2 separate regions of the Mus musculus genome follow, and region 1 is linked to region 2. The links are chromatin loops, found by intact Hi-C in ENCODE. Cell type or tissue: heart. All regions are shown on one strand. Each heading gives the region's core, and the rest is flanking DNA. Links, peaks and the distances in the headings are about the cores only.

What was found. A loop is a pair of places that touch in the nucleus more often than their neighbours do. Peaks named below come from ENCODE experiments on the same cell type or tissue, not always from the same donor. Only the 100,000 strongest peaks of a DNase experiment are listed, where the experiment ranks them.
Region 1: it touches region 2 in a loop (6-fold over the local background); 31 of 42 quality-filtered maps call a loop at or near these places.

What each region holds. Positions count from the first base shown.
Region 1 is chr6:90,812,795-90,823,031 of GRCm38, forward strand. It overlaps a transcript of Iqsec1 not described here. Among named protein-coding and RNA genes, the nearest start is that of Iqsec1, 7.8 kb to the left of the region's middle. In heart, for the core only: CTCF peaks have their summits at 2,733 (motif pointing left), 6,339 (motif pointing right) and 7,343 (motif pointing left); no DNase peak of the experiment used is centred there; H3K27ac peaks cover 335 bases.
Region 2 is chr6:91,136,142-91,146,378 of GRCm38, forward strand. No RefSeq gene overlaps it. Among named protein-coding and RNA genes, the nearest start is that of Hdac11, 16 kb to the right of the region's middle. RefSeq lists an enhancer at 8,422-10,237. In heart, for the core only: a CTCF peak has its summit at 3,971 (motif pointing left); a DNase peak (open chromatin) is centred at 3,944; H3K27me3 peaks cover 3,193 bases.

The sequences.
Region 1 (10,237 bases), core at 1,406-9,405, 320 kb before region 2:
TGTCTGGAGTGCAGCCTTCCGGCACTTTTCCTACGCATTCATGCACATATGCATGCGTGCAGGAAATAGAAAGTACTGCATGGATCCGGAAAATGATAATGTGCTATGACATTAAAAATATTTTAAAATTTCCAAAAGACATAAAGATGAACGCTGTTAACCCTGAGGCATCAGCTGCCTGTAATGAAAAAACCTCACTTGATAAACATGCCGGAAGCCTGGGAGGTCACATCTCTGTAGCATTCTCTCTAGCTCAGTACCCAGGCTCCAAGACTGCATGAATGATCTGTAGGGAATCTTTCCTCCTCAGCTGTCCTCATGCAGGCATCCTGAGCAGTGTAAACTACGGTGAGTATTTGGAGCTGTACTTAAGTGGCCTCATACCGTGTGTCCTTTCCTGCAGCAAACACTCGGCTCAGCATCACTCTGGAAGGCTGAATCACAGACTCTGCAGAGCATAGGCTTTTCCATGCTGCAGTTGCACATCACATGCCTCCCAAATCCTAGTTGTGGCCAGCGTTGCAGATACTGAAGACCTTGTAGGGCAGGCTGGGATGGGGATTCCATTGTCTACAGCCCCTCCCATCAAAGCAAGGTCACTGATAAAGGAATGGCTCCTAAGCAATTATCTTTGGAAATGTGTGTGTGGGCTTCTAGAATCTCAGCAAACACTCCTTTCTGCAGCAAACCAGATATCACTGGGTGCCCCATTCCCTGACTTGGGGGAGAAGATCGGATTCTGGGACCACAAGGGCTGGCACCAGTCCCTCCTTGCCAGATGTGCCTCAGAGTGTCCCAGGCTGGCTGTGGTACAGCAAGTTTGCCAAGGCTGGTGATGGTACTTCAAAGGCACAGCTGAAGAAGTTACACTGGGTAGCCATGATTAGGGAGGAAAACATGTTGATCAGTGTTACCCTGTACTGGATGCTGCAGCCTCCAGAGGGAATAAGTGAGCATGCCCAGAGCTGGCCTGAAGGGCTCAATCTTGGAGGTTGAATGGGAACAAGACAGGGATGCTGAATTTGGAGACCCTGAGCTAGGAGTGCAGAGGGATCTAGGATCAAACTTGATACAGTGATTCTAGGGTTTTCCAACTCACAACCCCCCCCCCAGAGGCTCCACCTCTCAATTAGGCAGTGAGTCCAGTGGTCAAGGCTTGGAGAGACATCTACCATCAGCTGGGGACTTTGGGTTGGGAAGTTCCCAAACTTGAGCTAGGCTGTGCTCTCCACTCACTGTGAGGCAGTGACTTCAAGCTCTGTTCATGGCTCAGAAGCCCCACTTCCAGAACTAAGTTTGTCTGAGGATTTTCCAATTTCTTTTTCTAAACAGAGTTTCCTGTAGTCAAGGTTGACCTTTAACACAGTGGAGATGTGGATAACCTTGAACTTCCAATCTTCCTGCTTCTACATCCCTGGTGCTTAGCTTACAGGTGTGCACAACTAGTCTTGCTGTATGAGGTGCTGAGGGGTCAAACTCAGGGCTTCCTGTATGCTTTTTCCAGTTATAAACAATGCACCTCATGTATCAGCCAATCCCCTCCACTGACAGACATCCATATAAACATTGCCATGGAATAAACTTGATCACTATGGTCTCACACAGCCTGTGAAACTGAGTACAAATCTTGGAAACTCGCTGGTGTGAGGGTGCCAGGCAGGGTGGATGCCTGAACTGCTCTGTACTCCCAGCTCAGGATCTCAGAATTAAGCACTCAGCAACACCTCTTCTTGTTCCTATTCACCTCACCTCTCACGCAGGGCCCCTCAAGCCAGCTCTGGGCACGCTCACCTATTCCCTCTAGAGACTGCAGTGTCCAGTACAGGAAGAACATTGACCAACATGATTTTCTCCCCAACCAGGGTTACCCAGTGCTGCTTGGGCTACACAGGACAGGGCAGACCTACATGTAAATTAGGCAGATCAGAGAACTCACAGAACACTGGATTATGTAAGGGGGACCAGTGGGCCAGGTCCCCAGGCCACAAGTGGCCCTACCATAATCACCATGAATTTGCCACGCTCGCCTGCCTTCATCTGTATAGGACACGGCTGACCCAGGGTTGCTCTGAGACCTAACTAAGCAGGGAGGCAGAGGTGAGAAAGGCTACACCCCTGCTGGGAGAAGGGGATCACTTTGGCTCCTCAGTCCTTTCCACAGCCCTGTCTTAAAGGAATTGTGCAAGGCCCTTAATTGTCCTGTAAGGGGAAAGGGGGAGCTGGGGTGATTGTCTGTTCCAGTGGTGGGCAGGGGTGATGAAGGTACTCACTACTACTTCCCTGTCTGGTGAAGTCCACACAGTCACCACAGCTCACACAGTATCTGACTGCTAGTCCCTTCATTCTGGAGGGATCATAAGCCCTGAGTATGGTGTGGGATAAGGAGAGAAAGAAGAGATAGTTTGGAGTAGAGAGAGAGTGAGTAGGACAAGTAGGAGATGAGGCAATACAGGTTCTTATGGGCTTCTGAGTGACAGCAGTGTCACATACCTTTATACAACACAGTGCAGGTCTATAGTAAGAGGAAGGAAGACCCCTCCTTTCAGCAATGACGGGCAAGTGCTAGAGGAGGGACATGGAGGATTCCAGAGAGTCATGAGGGCCTTGATGGAACCTTGGCTCTAGAAACGTGGGAGACAGAGTTAGATCCAATTGGAAAAATGAACCTTGGCAGGGAAGGGGCAAAAGGGAAGACATCCTGGCCACAGCTGTGGTGCTCCTGCCCTCTACTGCCAATGCCCAGCAAAAGGCCCATGCTTCCAGCCCCACCACAACATCTCCCAGGGACCTGCCATCTGTTCTCTTCTGCCAGGGTGACTCAGGCCAATTCTCTATAGAATCTGAGGTAACACTAGAACATTCCCAGTGAAAACGAACAAACAAAACTACAAAAAGCTGACAACAGCAAAGTGGGATCCTAGATTTTATCATAAACACCACCACAGGTCTCTGGTACAGGGCCCCCCTTGGGGCGCTCTCAGCAATGGCTACCAGGAAAAGAGCAAGTTAGCAAGGTGTATGTTCAGTCTGAACAGAACAATGCCACAAAAATTCAGGTTGAAGAAACTTGTGGGAATGAACCTGATAAGACATGCCACAGGGAAATGCTGCTATCTCTTGGCCGGGATTCCTGGTCAACTGGATGCCATCTTCAAATGTTCTACAGTCTAGGTGTAGCTCAGTGGCAGAGCACTTGACTAGCATGAGCTGGGCCCTGCTTTGAATCTCAGCTCACCCATAAATAATAATAATAATAATAACAACAACAACAACAACAATAATAACAACAACAACAATGCCAACTTTCTGTGGTGAGAACCACAAGAAAAATGCACCATTGCAAAAACCTTCAGCCATCTAGCAATTACCAAGGCTGCCAATGAGCTGTCTTAGTAAGAAGAAGGTGGGAACCATAGAGGTTCAGAGTGGTCTGTGGGGTTGAAACTGACTTAGTAGAAAATCAGTTCTGTTCCTTCTCACAGAGGGTTGTAAAAAGCAAATGAGTGGAGCTAGAGAGATGGCTTGGTGATCAGGAGCACTTGATGCTCTTACAGAAGTAAGATCCCAGCACCCATGTTAAGCAGCTCACAACCAACCACCCATAGCTCCAACTCAATGAGAGACAACATCCTCTTCTGGCCTCTGAGGGCACTGCACTTGTGCATATACCACACATAGACACAAATAAAAATATTTAAAAATGAAAATCAGATGAGTGAATATGTACAGTGGGCCAATGAGAGCAGAGTGAACTATGATAAATGCTCAACAGTGTCCTCAGGGGCATATGCAGCGAGGTAGGTGAAGGCAGGGCCACTGGACAGGGCAAGTGGTGCAGCCTATGCACAGCACAATTGCATGGAGCAGCTATTAGCTGCGGATGGAAACAATGTCCCAGAGATGTGTAGACTGCACAATCTTTTCCACAAAGAATCTGTGTAACAGAATGATAGGCAGTGGGCATGGTGCCAGAATCTTGTAGCCTCTGATAACCTGGCAGGCCACTGGCTGCTCTGTCTGAGGCATGGATGCTACCTCCTTCCTAAACCCTGATACAATAAGGAAGAGGACCTATGGTACTCGGTGAGAGTACCTACCACAAAGTCCATTTTCATTGGGGCCTGACAGACCATGTTCACATGGTCTTTGTCTCTCTGGTGTCTAGTGCAGTTAGGCTGCAGGAGGAATTCAGACAGTTTTTTTTCTGGAGTGACTATTCCTTATCCTATCTCTGTGCTGGGATCCTGCCCAGGAGAGCGCACACTCCCTACCTGAGTAAGCCAGTGTCCCCCTTCTCCACCCTTCTTCCATGGGGGATTTTGCTGGTGGCACAGGTGGGTAAAAGCACAGCAAACTCAGGTCCCGGCCTCATAAGAAGAGGGTCTTGATCTTTTTTGTTGTTGTTGTTCAGGGTTGTGACCACAGTGCCTGGGTCACCACAGCTACTCAATAAAATGTTGTGAGTTGATGAATGAGAGACTGAGAGAATGAATGTGACCAAGTGCAGTCTCACTCTGAGTTCTTGCCCAAGGGTCCACTCCTCTTTATTGCCACCCTCCCTGACTTCATCTACCTACCCACAGTCATGACTGTGGTAGGAACAGAACATGGGGTCTGCAGAGTCGTGAGCCTACAGCCTCCTGCAGAGGTGGTCCCCAGATCCTTAGCCAGGCCCCCAAATCCTTTAGATCCCTGCTTCCCACTGTGTTCTTTCTCCCAGCATATTCAGGCATCTGCCATGCCAGGAGACGCCATGTCCTGTCAACCAGTGAACTCTGTAGAAATCTCAGACTAAGACCCCAAACTCACATATGCACCCCACCCCCACTAGCATTTGGACACACCAGGAAGGCTGAATGGAGCCCAGGTGCAGAGCACCAGCACTGCCCTGACCATATCCCCTGGGGTATGTTCCTTGCAGAGAAATCCAGTCATTATGTTGAAAGAAAACTCATTTGTGCCCCCTGGCTGACTTGAACTTTCTCTGTTCGAGGGCTGCAGTAATCACTAGATACCCTGGCCTAACCACAACCCCCTTCATTTAATTTCTGCCATCTCCAAAGCTGTCCATCACCATTTATCATTTGGGTCTCTGGCTCACTCAACATGGGTCCAGCAAGGTCCCCCTCCCACCCCAGCCCCTGCAGCCCCTCACCACCTCTCTCTGTAGCACCACCCACAGGCCCACTGTCATTCTCAGAGGGTATCACCTTGGGTTGAAGGGGGCTGGAAAACCATGTCTGGATTCACTGATTGGCTCCAAAGCTTTCCCTGTGTCCAGCACACAGTTGGTCCTCACTGGACACTGGATAGATAAACAAATACATGGATTCTATGACCCAGGTTGGAGTGAGGCCTGGGGGCCTGCTCTCTTACTTAAGAGTGTGGGCTCTTGTAGGCTCGGCATTCCTGGACTCAGCCAGACTGGACATATTCCCTAAAGACACCATATCTGTGCAGAACAAGCCAGATTTCCGTCTTTACCTTAATCCACACAGCAGAACTAGATACTGTAAGATATTTACAGCCCATCCAGACCTACCAGAGATGTTGTGGAACATGGATGTCATTCAACATGAATACCCATGTTGTATTCATATGTGGAGCTTGAGTGGGCCGGCTTTCAGATACCAAGGAATGAATATTCTTGGTCTTATGTTTCTACCATGGGCCCACCTCTCTTCCCCCCTTTCTTCCTGGCTTCCTACCCTTCCAGACAAAAAGCTTTGCAGCTACTACAGAAGCAAGTCAGAACTAAGGAGGGTCCTGGAAGGCCATAGCAAAGCTTAATTGCTATAGTTGAGTCACTCCTGCTGGGTTACAGCCTGACCCCATGGCCTCTTGGACTGCCCTGCTCTGCTCTGCTACACTTCATACCTAGACCCCTGTCCTCTCCTGTAACCCAGGTGCTATAGATATGTCCAGAACAGAGGTGAAGACAAGCAGAGGGTGACGCCTGAGAGTCACATGTTCTGTGGAGGACCTAGACTCTGTCACTCCCCTGGGGGCATCCTTTGGAGTTCAACTTCACCATGGAAGATGAGAAGGAAGGGGTGGCTTAGGTGGCTGAGAGTAGGCAGGACTAGGGGGAATCCTGACTGGGCCATCCTAAAGCAGGAGGGCTATTTTTGTGTTTCCTGTGTCTTGAGGCTCAGAGGCAAGGCAGAGTTCATGATAAGTGCTGCTCTAGGGTTAAACTACTCTGTACTATGCCTGGTCAGAAGAAACAGCTTGGAAGGGAGTAAAGGGGAAGAGAGACCTGTCTAGAGCTAAGGGAAACAATGAAGACTGAGTGAGCAGTTGCAGAAGGAGACTTAGATGCTGTCAGGTCTCAGAAAAGCTCTGAGTGTTATACACAGGCATACCAGCAGAGGGCAGTGTTTGGCTGCCTCAATATCAGGGAAAGTAAGAAACCCCATATGGCTGGTTCCATAGCAGTGAAACTTGGCGGCGGCGGGGGGGGGGGGGGGGGGGGGGGGGGGGGGGGTTGGTTAGGGGACGCTGGGTTTCTCCTCAGGCCTGCAGTCAGCTTCTGCCATGCTCAGGCTACTTTGCTGGCCCCTCTCAGATAATGTCAACGCCTTCTGCTACTTCTGGCTGCAGAGCCTCAGTGGGGCCTGTTATCCAGGCAAGGGCCATAGAGCATGTAACAGGAAGACCCTGGCCTACTTCTCTGGACTCATGTCCCGATACTGGGTCTGCTACTCTGCCACAGGCACACTGGCATCCTTCTGTCCACAAAGCAGAGGACTTTATCAAGCCTCAGGGCCTTTGTTTAACCTGTCTGATGCCCATGGTGTCATTTCCCTTCCCCAATGCTATCATCTCAAATGTCACCTTCTCAAATAGGCCTGCTGAGCACCTTGGAGTTCCAGCTTCCACTCCTCTGTGTCCCAAATGCTTGGTGCCATCTCAATCTCTGGGGTTACTGTAGCAAACCCCACATAATAAAAGGGTCCGTGGTCCCTAGGTGGGCACTCAGAACCTCTGTGCTCACAACTACTAAGACTGTCCAGGCTTAGGGACAGAGAGGACTGGAGGCTTCCATTCCTGTCTGCCCATAGGTGCTCAGTGGGCCCTTGGAGCTGGAAAGCCTACTTTCTGTATGAATAAGGCAAAACCAAAACCAACCAAACAAAAGATGCTACCAGGCAGCTTTTCCTTGGGATGAGAGGCTTCCTCCTGGACAGACCTTATCCTAGAGCCCATGGATGAGTGGAGACCCAGGAAGGCAGGACCCATTGATGATGTGATTTTGCCCTTTGCCCTACAGGAGGCTTCGTCATCCAGTAAGCAGTGTGTAGCAAGTGGCCGATAGCACAAGGAAGCACTGACACCTAGTGGTTCTGATATGGGCACTGAGGACTATGTAGACATAGGTTCCATGACTGCATCCTCTGCTTATATCCAGGTTCCAGTTGTGGCTGGATCCTCTGCAGGCAAACTTCTAGGTCCCTGATGCTTGGGATTCTTGCCATATCCAATTCAAGGACTCAGGTGGACCACCCTCTTGGTCTTAGCTCCCCCACTGCAGGCCCAAGATGTACATGAGATCTAGCTCTGCTGGCTAAAGCCTTCATGCCTTCTGGACTGAGAGATTGCCTGAGATTAGGGTATGACCCAAGTCTGGCCAATGAGAAGCAACCCAGGCAGTGTCTTCTGGGTACTAAGCTTCAGCAGTGTGAATGTGGAAGATAGGGGCCACCTTGTCATTAAGCTACAGACTTCCTGAGAATGAGGACAGGGGAGCAAGGAAGCCTGGGATCCAGATTGTGCTAACTCTGATGTTATCTTATATCCCATCAGCTAAACCTGAAGACTCATGAACTGGACCATTTGCTCCTTTGACAATACCTCCTATCAAGGCTGGAACCCCAGATAGTGCAAACTGTGGTATCATCTTACATCTCATCAGCAAAGCTTGACTCATGGGCTGGACCATTTGCTCCCTTGGACAATATCTCCAGTGGACTTGGACTTGGAGCAAGACTCTCCCTGACACATGCAGGACCACAGTCTAGAGGAGCTACTTCACAGCTCTACTATTGCTTGGTGAGCTCACCTATGAGCCAAAGGGCTTGCTAAATACAGGAACAGGAGCTGGGCCTCTTGCTGTCTGTTCCCACCTGAACATGAGCATCCTGGCTCAAGATCATATCTGGCTCAGCTTCTCCCATGACCCATCTTGTGACAAGCTAGTGCTGGGCACTTCCAATGGATGGCCCAGCAAAGACAGCTCCATTATTGCCCCACAGCACAGATGCAGAAACAAAGTCAAGTGGTTAGGAGACTGGCTACTTGCATACTGCCAGGAAGAGGGCCATGGGGTCAGACCCAGGTTGACTGAATACCTCAACTGTAAGTTCCTGGGCCTTCTTCAGGAGTCCTGTTCAGACTTTTGAATTTCAGAGAGCACTGGACTTCTCTGGATCTAAACTGGGACTCTAGGGTAGCAGAAAATTAGAGTTCAGCATCTAGTAGGCTTCTCAGCATCACTTATCAATCCTGGGCTAAGCGCCGCATGTTTTTGAGGGCTGGTAGTGTTCATTACCTAGTGGCAATGTAGGTGTGTGGTTAGTTTGATGCCAGCACAGGATCTGGGGCCAACCTCCTCTGAATATTCTCCCTCTCTCTATACTTTATTCCTGGCTCATATAGCCTAACAGCTATACCCCACAGGGAAGCATGCCTGGAGGTTTCCTTGGTCAGGCCTGATCACTTGTGTACCTACTCCCTGGAGGTGACCTCATCCTTGTTCTTCCTGCAGCCCTTTCGTGCCTGAGTACTGTACATATTTGGTCCCAATCACCATGAGATTTTCAGAGGATTTGTGAACACCCTCTTGGGCCTATCTGGACTTTCTGGGCCAGAACCTTTGAAACCAGCCTGGCCCTCCTGGAATGCATCTCTGCCAAGCTACATTAGAAATGTGCTGACTTCTGACTACCACAGTACCAGGAGAGAAAGATGGAGTGGAGGACATTCCTAAATGTTCCCTACTTGATGCACCAAGAACCATCTCCAGCCACAACCCCTTCCTGCTGGGTGCTCATCACTGCCTCACCCGTCTCCAGACACCTGGGGCCTTTTCCATTGCCTTCCCCTTGGGTAGGCCTGGCAGGACACTGAGGATGCAATCACCAGCCTTTTAGGAACTGGTACTATGGAAAGGAGCCGGGATGTCCTCCCGTGGAGGATGCTGAGCGAGACTCACGCTAGCAATTTGCAGCACAGGCAGATGTGGAGACAATGGGAGTCTGATTGGCAGGGTGGGAGGGGCTGCAGCTGTGCTTGGAGGAGCTGGGAAGGTGGGGTGTCTGCAGGCCCAAAGGAAAAGTGCTGAGCCAGCTGCATGGAGGAAGGCTGGAGGGGAGGCCAGAGTAAGGCCATGTTCTACACTGCATTTCCACCAATAGGAGGTTCATGAAGGGGTGAAGCCAGCTCTCAGAGCCCCTCAGTTAGATAATTCCCACCCTGGATCCCACTTCCATAGACCTGCCTCATGGACCATTTCTGTGATGCCAGTTATCATGAGGCAAAGCAATGGGCAAAAATGCCTGGAGCATCCCTGACTCAGTGGGACTCCCAAGTGTGGGCTCAGCCTGCTGTCACTGTGTTTCCTTCCAATTTGTGCTGACATCTATTGAGCAGCAAGTGTGTACCAACCTCCTGAGAGTGGGCTCAGCCTCCAGCTCCTGTTTCCTTCCCACTCATGCAGACATTTATTGAGTACCAAGAGTGTACCACTGTCTGACACCTGGGCAGTGGGTGACACAGAAATGGACCACACCCAGGACATCACCCCTTGGGAGTTTGTCTATATGTGGGAAGCAGTGGTTTCTAAATGACCTCAAAGCAAGAGCAAGTGAGGGAGCCCTACTAATCAATGGAGTTATCTTCTTCTTTACTTAGACATTCAGGAGAACTAGTCAATATCATACTAGGTGACTGGCATAGACACTCCCATTAGGGATTCAGTCTAGCCTGAAGGCAGGATGCTGACTTATCACTGGGAAGGCACTGCTGGGGAGGTGCTATGGAAGGTGGGTTTTTAAAGGAGCATAGTAGTTTTCTCTGAGTGGGAGCTAAGAAAGCATATTCCTAAAAGAAACAACCCAAAGGCACAGCCACCTCAAAGCATAGATGCTTGACAAGACTGTCCCAGCAAGAAGGAGCTATTTCAATCTTAGCCCTACCATCTCCTGAACAGGCACTGGACTTTTGTGTCCAACAGCTA
Region 2 (10,237 bases), core at 654-8,653:
GCCAACCACCTCAATCAGGGGTTTATAAAAGATACAAGGTTACAGTTTGTTCTCTGGCAAAACAAGCTTGTTGACAGAAGCAAAACCAGAAGTAAAAATCTATTCCTTAGCAGCTTTTAAGAGGGTTTTGGTGCTGGGATAGAAGGTAGGATCTTTCATGTGCTAGACAAGTCCTCAGCTAGTCAGCTTTGCATTCCATTCCAGATTTGTATCACAGTCCTTCTGACCCATTGAGCCTCATTCCTTGACTATGTTAAGTCATGCTGAACCACTGAGCTACACTCCCAGTTGAAGAGTCATATGTTAATGTCCTGGGGAGAGTTGAACAAATATCTATTCACCACAGACAGGGAACTGATGAGAAGCCAAAGCCACAGTACTGAGATGGTCACTCTCAGGTTCTGGCCCACCTCCCCTGCAAGAGTGGAGTGCAAAGGGGCAGTCAGAGGAACTGAATTTGGAGGCAGAGGTGGTTTAGCAGGAACATGAGTGTATTTTGAGACTAGAAAAGCAGCTGCTGAGACACTGGTAGCAAACCGAGCAAGTCTCCACCCCACCCCCACCCCATGAGCAGGTCCTGGAGGCTGGAGTTGCTGGTCTCTGGAGCAGCAGGTCTCACAGGCTACAGACAGCTGCAGGAATGATTCAAATCTACAGCAGACGTGAAGCACGGCATGGCACCTCAGAGGATGAGGCAGTGGGAGCCTTAGAGAGGTCCATGCTCTGCCCACAGTTCTGACTCTGGTGTTCAAGGTAATATCTTCTTCCCTAGAGCCACTTGGAGTCCAGTGGGATACTGGCTCTGACATCTTCCTTTTCTTTCCTCCTCTGAGGATCTTGGATACCAGCCTCGGGTCATGAGGAACTGTATCAGGCTATACTGGGTGATAGCCCACCCTAAAGAACTACTTAGCCACAACCTGACATCTCAGCCCTGCCTGCAGAAACAACATGCCTAGGTAGCAAAAGCAACTACCTATATGTATATAGGTGTCCCCGGCCCCTCTAGACGAGCTCAGTCTTCATCCCATCAAAGGTTGGGGCCCTCTGCTGTTCCAATAAAGCGGTTTCAGCTTCTTGAGACCAAGTCTGTCTGCGTCTCTGCCTCACTTGTCTAACACAGAGAGCCTGGCTACTGAATGTGTGTGCATGCAAATACTGTGCAAAACTGGACCACTTGAGAAAGAAGTGTCAATCCTGGGAGTGGAAAGAGAAAGCCTGCCAAAACTTGAGGGTGGTGCCACTAAGGTCCACAGCTCTATCCCTCTCCCTCCACGTTGCCGGGGAAGGGAGGGCTGCAGCTTCTCTTGTCTGGGCTGTCAAACGCAGACTGTTACGTCCAGGGCCGCTCGCATGTGCTTCATTCCTTTGCTGCCACAGCAGCTGAGGAGAAGTAGACACTTGATTGTCAGAGGATGACAGCTGGGACCCATCCAGTCACTCATGGTCGTAGGCTATCAGATGGCCTCCACCACTAGCTCCGTGTACTCTGGGCTGTCAGCTCTGTATTATGGGAGAGGGTCTTTTCCATCCTCCGTTAATACCACCCAAATTCCAACCTGGTGGATCAATGAGTGTATTAGGCTAGTTATAGGAGTGTGGGTGAGGGGTGACTTACAGGTGCCTGAATGACAGTGGGTGGCATAGCTCACAAAAGCTGGAACCCTGGGGCTGTCCTCAGGACTGGCAGGCAGTGGACTAGGACAGAAATAGTCCCTCCCCTCACTATACTCTGCTTATGTAACTATGATGGCTGACTGTGGTTGACACACCTGGGTAGGAGGAACTTCAGTTGAGGAATCGCCTCCATCTGATCAGCATGTCTGTGGGGGTATTGAAGGGTTCAACCCATTGTAGACAGTACCATGTTAGGCGGTGGACTTATGCTGTGTAAGAAAGTTGGCCAGGAGAGCCAGGAGGAACAAGCCCAACATGCAGAGTTCCTCCATGGGATTTGCTTTAGTTTCTCCTTTGAATTCCTGCCTTGGCTTCTCCTGGTGATGGGCTGTGACCTGTAAGCCAAATAAACCTTTTCCTCCCCAGTTGCTTTTTGGTCATGGTGTTTAGTTCACAGCAACAGAAAACAAGCTAGAATAATGACTTTGGGGTAGGAGGGTACTTGTGACTCTGGTAGGTTCCAGAGCTTTCCTGGGACTTAGTTTATTTACCTCCGGGATTATATGTTTCAGTCCGGAAGAGATTGCTCCACAGCATTCCCAATCTCCATTACTGATTTTACTTAGAATTTCTGCTCTAGCATCAAATCCTCCACCCCCACCCCGCCCCACACAGTGCTGCATTGCTGGGTTGGAGTCTTGTTATCACCCCATCCCCAGCAATACCCTTCTGAGCTTGTTCTATTTGCATTTCTCTAACAGAAACCACTCAATGTTTCTCATGATAAGTGTTCTTCAGTGGCTCTTCAGTCTACCTAGATGAGAAAGTAAAATATCACTTCTAAGAAGCAACTTCTATTAATTAAAAGCAAATACAATGGGGCTAAAAAGATAGTTCAGCTGATAAGAGCCTTGGCACGCCGCTCTTGCACAGGACCCAACTTCTCTTCCCAGTACCACATGGTGGCTTACAACCTTCTGAAACTCCAGTCCCAGGGAATCTGATGCCTTGTTCTGAACTCCATGGCCACCAGGCACATGTGTGCTGCACATATATGAATGGAAACAAAACACTTGCACCTATAAAATAAATCTAAACAACAACAGCAACAGCAAAAACCCTCGAGTCTCTTGTCAACTACATGACAAAACACTGGACAGGAGTGACTTAAGGGAGGTAGGATTTATTCTGGCTCATAGTTTGGAGATTTCAGTCCATCATGGCAGCAGGAACAGGTTAAAATTATTTTCAAAGGTCCTAGAGCCCATTTCTACCAGTCAGATCACACTTTGAAAAATTCTATAGCCTGCCAAAACTGTGCCGCCAGCTGAGAACAAGATTTTAAACGTGGGAGCCTGTGGCGGAACATTTCACATTCAGACCATACCTACCAGATAGGATGACTTTGATGGCTGTGACATTAGTAGCTCCTGTCTGCATTTTAAGTTCCTCTCACGACTGGGGTGCGTGAACTGTGCTCCCATAGACAAAAGACACTAGGCTACATTTCATCGTAGGCTACCATCAGATGTTGGGCTTGTGGGAAGTGTCGTACCACTTACAGGTAGGAGAACACAGCCTAAGATGAGGACCCCAGCCTGGGTGAGGCCAAAGCTGGTGTTCCATAATTCCTGTATACCCAGACTCCTGCTGGGAAGTGGGAGGAGTCAGAATGGGGAGCCCAGGGCTGGGGGAGGGGGAACTCTGACTTTGCTGTCCAGGAACATGGAGGGGGGCTTCTACAGGAGACTTAGGCAGCATGGCTCTGTATGATGAAGACTTTGCCTCACGGCTATTCTTGATGAGAGAGACAGTCCTTGGTTCCAAACTGTTTATTGATTGTTCATCATGGAGAATAGGTGCATAAAACTTCCTCAAGGTGGGCCAGAGATAAAATATCTTTTGCAGGAAGAAATGTCTAGGAAGTGAAGCTTATTGGCTAAACCCTCATGTCCCAGCTAGATATCTCATTAGCATGGAGAACTCTGTGCTCTGTGACTAGTGGTCACATTCTTTCAGTGGGGAGTTGTGGTCATGTGTTACAGGCCAGGAATCTGGTCGAGAGCAGATGAAACACCTACTGTCCTCAGGTATAAGGGTGCCAGGGTTTATGAACTCAACCTTACCAAGTTTTCTGGCATGGCCCACTGTCCCACACCTGTCTCGGCACCCATTGCCACTAGCAACTGATACCTGTTTGTTCTCTCCTGGCTTAGGCCACCAAGAGCTTACTGAGGCCACTGGAGGTGACTCACTGAATAAAATTGTGTGGACCTCTAGGCCAGCAGGAAGCCACCAGGCCCAAGATCCTTCACCACGCTCCTCTGGACTGCTGTTTCACAGCGCCACCTTGTGGCAGAAAGAAAAGCATTAGCGTTCCAGAGTGGACTTGGCTCCTTCCCCTGTTGGCACTGAGTCCCCAGGATTGACTCTGTTGTTTCAAAGGAAGCACCAGAGGGTCCAGTATCTAGTGGTTTAGAAAAGGAGGTTCTAGGAGGATATTGAAAGAATTCTGCACATGTGAAGCTTGGGGTTTGAAGCTTGTGCATAAAACTCAAATTCCATCATAGTTAACTTCTTTGAAATTTATCCTTAAATTATCCTCAACAGAAAGTAGGACCTGATAAAAATGTGGATGCTGTATGTCTGAGAGATAGATGTGATAAAATGTGTTTTCCAGAGTGGAGATTCTATGTACCTTTGGGAATTAAGGCCTTAAATGGAAATTCCTTACGTCATGTGGGGTGTGCCCTTGAAAGAGATTAGGAGATGCCCCCACGGGTCTCTCTCTCTCTCTCTCTCTCTCTCTCTCTCTCTCTCTCTCTCTCTCTCTCTGTGTGTGTGTGTGTGTGTGTGTGTGTGTCTGACTCTGCCTTGTCTCTATCTCTCTCCTCTCTCTTTCCCTCTTCAGATCACAGATAAGTTGTTTGATGCACATCTTTCCTCCATAATTTACTGTTCTCTTGACCGCTCATCCCTGAACTGCAGCCTCCAGGGACAAGATAAATCTCTCTTATTTATTTATTTATTTATTTATTTATTTGTTTGTTTGTTTGTTTGTTTGTTTATTTATACACAAGTGGTTTGCATGCATGCATGTCTATGCACCATGTGAATGCAGTACCCACAGAGGTCAGAAGAGGGTGTTGGATCCCCTGGGACTGGAGTTACACCTGATTGAGAGCCATCCTGTGGGTAGTAGGAATTGAACCCGGGCCTTCTGGAAGATCAGCCTCTTAATCACTAAGACATATAACCAGCTTTTTTTCTCTGTTAAAGATGTGTTATTATATCTCAAAACTATGTGAATATGCGTTTGTGTACGGTTATGTGCAAGTGAGTGCAGATAGCCATGGAGCCCTAAGGGCTGTCAGGTCCCTTGGAGATGGAGTAATAGGCTGTGTGAGCTACTGAGCACAGGTGCTGGAAACCAAACTCCACAAAAATAGCATCTGCTCTTAACTGCTGAGCCATCTTTCCAGTGCCAAGCACGAAATAATTAACTAAATAAAATTAGTTATTTTTCTCAGGTATTTTGGTATAATAATAGAAAACTAACAAATGCATTGTCCTTTAAAAAAAAAAAACAGGGATGGTGAGATGGCTCAGTGGGTAAGAGCACCCGACTGCTCTTCCAAAGGTCCGGAGTTCAAATCCCAGCAACCACATGGTGGCTCACAACCATCCGTAACAAGATCTGATGCCCTCTTCTGGTGTGTCTGAAGACAGCTACAGTGTACTTACATATAATAAATAAATAAATCTTTAAAAAAAAAAAGTTAAGCTTTTTCCTGCCGGGTGGTGGTGGCGAATGCCTTTAATCCCAGCACTTGGGAGGCAGAGGCAGGCGGATTTCTGAGTTCGAGGCCAGCCTGGTCTACAGAGTGAGTTCCAGGACAGCCAGAGCTATACAGAGAAAGCCTGTCTCGAAAACACATACATACACACACACACACACACACACACACACACACACAAAGCTTTGTCCTCTTGTAAGTTTAGGTATGCTTTCCCCTTTCCTCAGTAAAAATCAGGTGTAGCTTGGAGGGACCTGGGGGAAAGTTATATATTGAAACTCCCCTTCTCCCTCTTCTTCTCCTTTGATTTCTTGCCAGTTGAATGCATATGACACAACTGTAACTTGTCAGTGGCAATAACTCAGAAGTGAGGCTCTATAGCGGGTGGAGAGGTCACTTAGCCTCACAGATAGCCAGCCAGGTGAGGCACACTAGCTGAGTGTGCTTTGATTGGTGTGATAAAAAAGTAACTTGGGGAGGGATTTATATGTCTACATGACCTTCAATAGTCTATAATTTAGGGAAACCAGAGCAAAATCAAGGCAGGAACTGAAGTAGAGACCAAAGAAGAACGCTGCTGTACGGCTTGCTCCCCTTGACTTGCTCAGTCTGCTTTCTTATGTGACCCAGGCCCACCTGCCCAGGGGTGGCACCATCCAACCCAAGATGAGCTGAACCTTCCCACATCAATCATTAGCCAAGAACATGCCCCAGAGACTTGCCTACTGGACAGTCTGATGGAGGCAGTTTCTTAATTGAGATTTCTTCTTCCCCAGATCTATGTCTGTGTCAAGTAGATTAGAAACTAGCCAGCATCTCCTCCCTGCCCTTTCTAGATGTGGAAAGTGAATCTCACTGAAAGCCTATATGTCTTGAGAATGACAGGTAGTGACATTTGCCCATCCCCTTGACTCTGATCCCTGGGGACATCACAACATACTCTTTGTTTGACTTTGGAGCAAGCATCCCAGGAGGCTGCCAGAGAGGCTGAGGGCTTGTTAGGAGCAAGGAGTCAGGAACATGCCCAGGGAGCCAAGCTGGGACTTAGTTCTTGTGAATCTTCACTGAGAGCAGAAAGTTGTGTGCCAATCAGCTTCCCATTACAAAAGACTGGCCCAGTCTGCTTAGAAGGAGGATGGGTTCATTTGGCCCAGACTTGTAGAGGTTTTGTTCCATGGGCACTGCACATGGCTGAGTTGCTTTCAGGGCTGTGGTGAGGCAGCCTGTGCTGGTGGGGAATAGATGGAGGAGATGGCTGCTTACCTCACAGCTCTGAACTACAAGACAGTAGAGAGAGGTGAGTGTCTATTGTGTCTTCTTCCATGGGTACACACCCTCAAGAACCTCACTTCCTCTCACTTGCTCCCGAGTCTTGAGTGTTACACTTCCTCCCAGTGGTCATCAGGCTAGAGCCAAGGCTGCATGCACCACATGGGCCTTAGTGGACCCTTGAGATCCCAGAACCAACAGCACAGTAGACAGAACTAGGAAGGGCCCCTGGGGAGCTCAGGGATGAGCCAGGGTAGCAAAGTATAAAGTGGGTGGAGCTGCTTTGGCTGGATGATATGGCTAATCTTCCAACAATTATTTTTTATGTATATGGGTGCTATGCATACATGTACACACACACACACACACACACACACACACACACACACACACACACACCATGCACACCATGCGTGTGTGGTGCCTGCAGAGGCTAGAAGAGGGTATCAGATCCCTCTGGAACTGGAGTCCCAGATAGTTGTGAGCCACCATATAAGTCCAGGAGATCAAAACCTGCTCCTCTAGTGCTTTTAACTGCTGAGCCAACTCTCCACCTCCATAATAATTAGTCTTGAGATGCCTTAGGAGACAGGCTTCTGAGCACATCTGTGGGGTGTATCCAGAGAGGTTTGACTAAGGACAGAAGACCTGATTCCGTGAGGGGCTGGACCAAATGAGAAGGAGAAAACTATCTGAGTCCCAGCATGCATTTCTCTCTGCTCATCTGTGTAACCACTGCTCCACACTCCTGCCACCAAGCCTTTACCTCCATGACAGATCATACCCTCAAACTCTTAGCCAAAATAGACCCTTCCTCCTTTAACTTGCTTCTGTTGGATGTTTTGTCATAGCAATAGAAAAAGTAACAAATTCCAGGGTCAAATGCAGGTGAGCCTTGTGGGCAAGCCTGAGGGGTGAGCTTGGTGGTAACAGAATGGAAATGGGGACATCCCAACTGCAATGGTTTGACTATGCTTGGCCCAGGGAGGGACTCTATTAGGAGGTATGGCTTTGTTGGAGTAGGTGTGGCCTTGTTGGCAGAAGCATGCCACTGTGGGGGTGGGCTTGAAGACCCTCCTCATAACCATGTGGAAGCCAGTCTTCTCCTAGCAGCTTTCAGATAAAGATGCAGAACTTTCAGCTCTGCCTGCACCATGCCTGCCTGGACGCTACCATGCTCCCACCTTGATGATAATTTACTGAACTTGTGAACCTGTAATCAGGCCCCAATTGAATGTTGTCCTTATAAGAGTTGCCTTGATCTACTTGGTTTACTGTCTGTTCACAGCAGTAAAACCCTAAGACACCAACCCTTTGAAAGTTTGCTCAAGCCACTCAGAGCATGCAGCGCTCAGGTTCTAATGCAGGTGACAATCGATTGTCTTTAGGTGGCTGTCGCAGCATGTAGAGAATAGTGGTGGACCAGCTCTCTCTTAGGTCTGCAGTATAGGAATGACAGCTGTCATGAGGAAGGTGTGACACTTGGAAGTGCAGGTGCTTGGTGGGTCCAAGTTCTGTCACACTTCATTCACCAGAGATGAATGAGATGAGCAGTTGGGAAGCTGAGTCATCTCTCCAAGCCCATGTCCCTCTTCTGGAAAAGTCACCAGAATTCAATCCTTAGAGCTCCAGCCTCACACTGTAATCTAATCACTTCCCTAATATCCCTCCTTTAAACACAGAGTTGAATTAAATTTTCACTCTGTTAATATTATTAACAGAAAACTTTGGAGGCCAAATCCAGGGTTTAAGGGGATGAATCGAATTCAAACCATATCAGACCCATTGGGTTGGGTGAGGGAGAGCTGGGCTCCCAGAGAGGATGCTGGGCCAGGAGCCCCACCAGTATCCAGCTCCGTCATCTAGGCTTCTAGACATCAGCTCTTCTCTGGCAACTCATGAATCTCTGTGGCCCAAACGCAAGCTGAATACAATTACGCCTCAGCCGATGGGTTAGGTCAGCCTGTGGGTCCAGTCCTTTCCTAGAGGACAGGTACTATGGAGGGGGATGGGTTAGGTCAGCCTGTGGGTCCAGTCCTTTCCTGGAGGACAGGTACTATGGAGGGGGATTTGTAAGTTTGATGTATAGAGGGAATTGTTTCAACTTTCTTGGCACTGAGCTCACTGGGACTTTCCCAGGACTGCACATTTTTTCCCCTCTAAAGCATTATAATTTCTTATCAATTCATAGTCATCCAAATTCAGAGAGATTTCATTGTATAGTGAGATTTCACTATATAAAGTCACTATGAACAATAGCCTTGGGCTTTTCTTGATGATGGCTTTGAAATTGCACTGGCTGCCTCCCGTAGGTCAGCTGAGTGTATTGCATATATTGGCTTTGATCAGTGTTCAGGTTCATAGTACATTTGCAGACTGTTGTGAGCTGCTTTGTGATACTGGGAACTAAACATGCTTTGAAATGTGCCCTCTCACCCGTCCCAAGAAGGAATCAGTCAACTATTAACCGGCCTGATTTCTAGCTCAGGAAACCAAAGCTCAGAGAGGTAAGCCAGTCTGCCCAAGAGCACACAGGAGTGGGTGACCACCTGGGAGCCTCCAGCCTCTGCTTAGAGTTGTTGGAAATGGGTCTGGGATCCTGGGAAAAGAACCACACAATCCAAAGCAAGGCAAACATTTTATTTCTGCAGGGGGAAGCACGGCCATGTTGACTCAAGCAGGCAGTACACCCAATGGGAGTCCCCTGGGTCCTGTGTTTCACACTGAATAGCCATATTTTCTGTTTAACTATGAGTCTGTGTGTGGGCTTGAGTGTGTGAGTGCAAATAGGCACTGGGTCCACTAGAGTTCCGGGATGCTGTGAGCGCCTTGACATGGCTACTGGGAGTCACCCTCCAGCCCTGTGCATTCTCTTAACCATTGAGCCTCGAGTCCTCCGGCCTCAGACTTACTCATTGTAGGCTAACTGGGAACAGCACAGGCGATTAGTAACCCTGAGCACATGCTGTGCTGACCCTGAAGGAATCTGACTTTCTGCCAAGCAGCCTCTTTACTGTTTGTTTTTAAAGACATATTTTCATTTCATATGTATGGGTGTTTTGCCCCTGTGTGTAACTGTCTACCTCCCATGAGCATGTCCTGTGCCCTTGGAGGCCAGAGGGGGGTGCTGGATTCCCTGGAACTGGAGTTACAGACAGTTGTGAGCTGCTGTGCGGTGCTGAGAATTGCACTGGGGTTTACTGCAAAAACATCCGGCGATCTTAGTCACTGATTTGCTTTGGTAGCCCATTTGTTCTTATACGACATTCTGTCCTATTTTAACCCTTTAATAGAGAAGACAGCCCATCCCAGGCTGTCTCTGCTGGCAGAGTGGGACAGGCTTTCTAGTGCAGTAGAGCTGCTGGATAAAGCCTGGGAAGCCTGTTGAGTGTGTGTTTCACACGACAGAGGCTGTGGCAGCATGGTGAAGGTAGACACAGCCCACGTGGATCTACCGATACCATAAAATCGCTTGTTACTTTTAAACTCCAAATGCAACTGGACATCTTGCAATTTTATTTGCTAAACCTGATGACTATAAGTTGGGGAAGGCA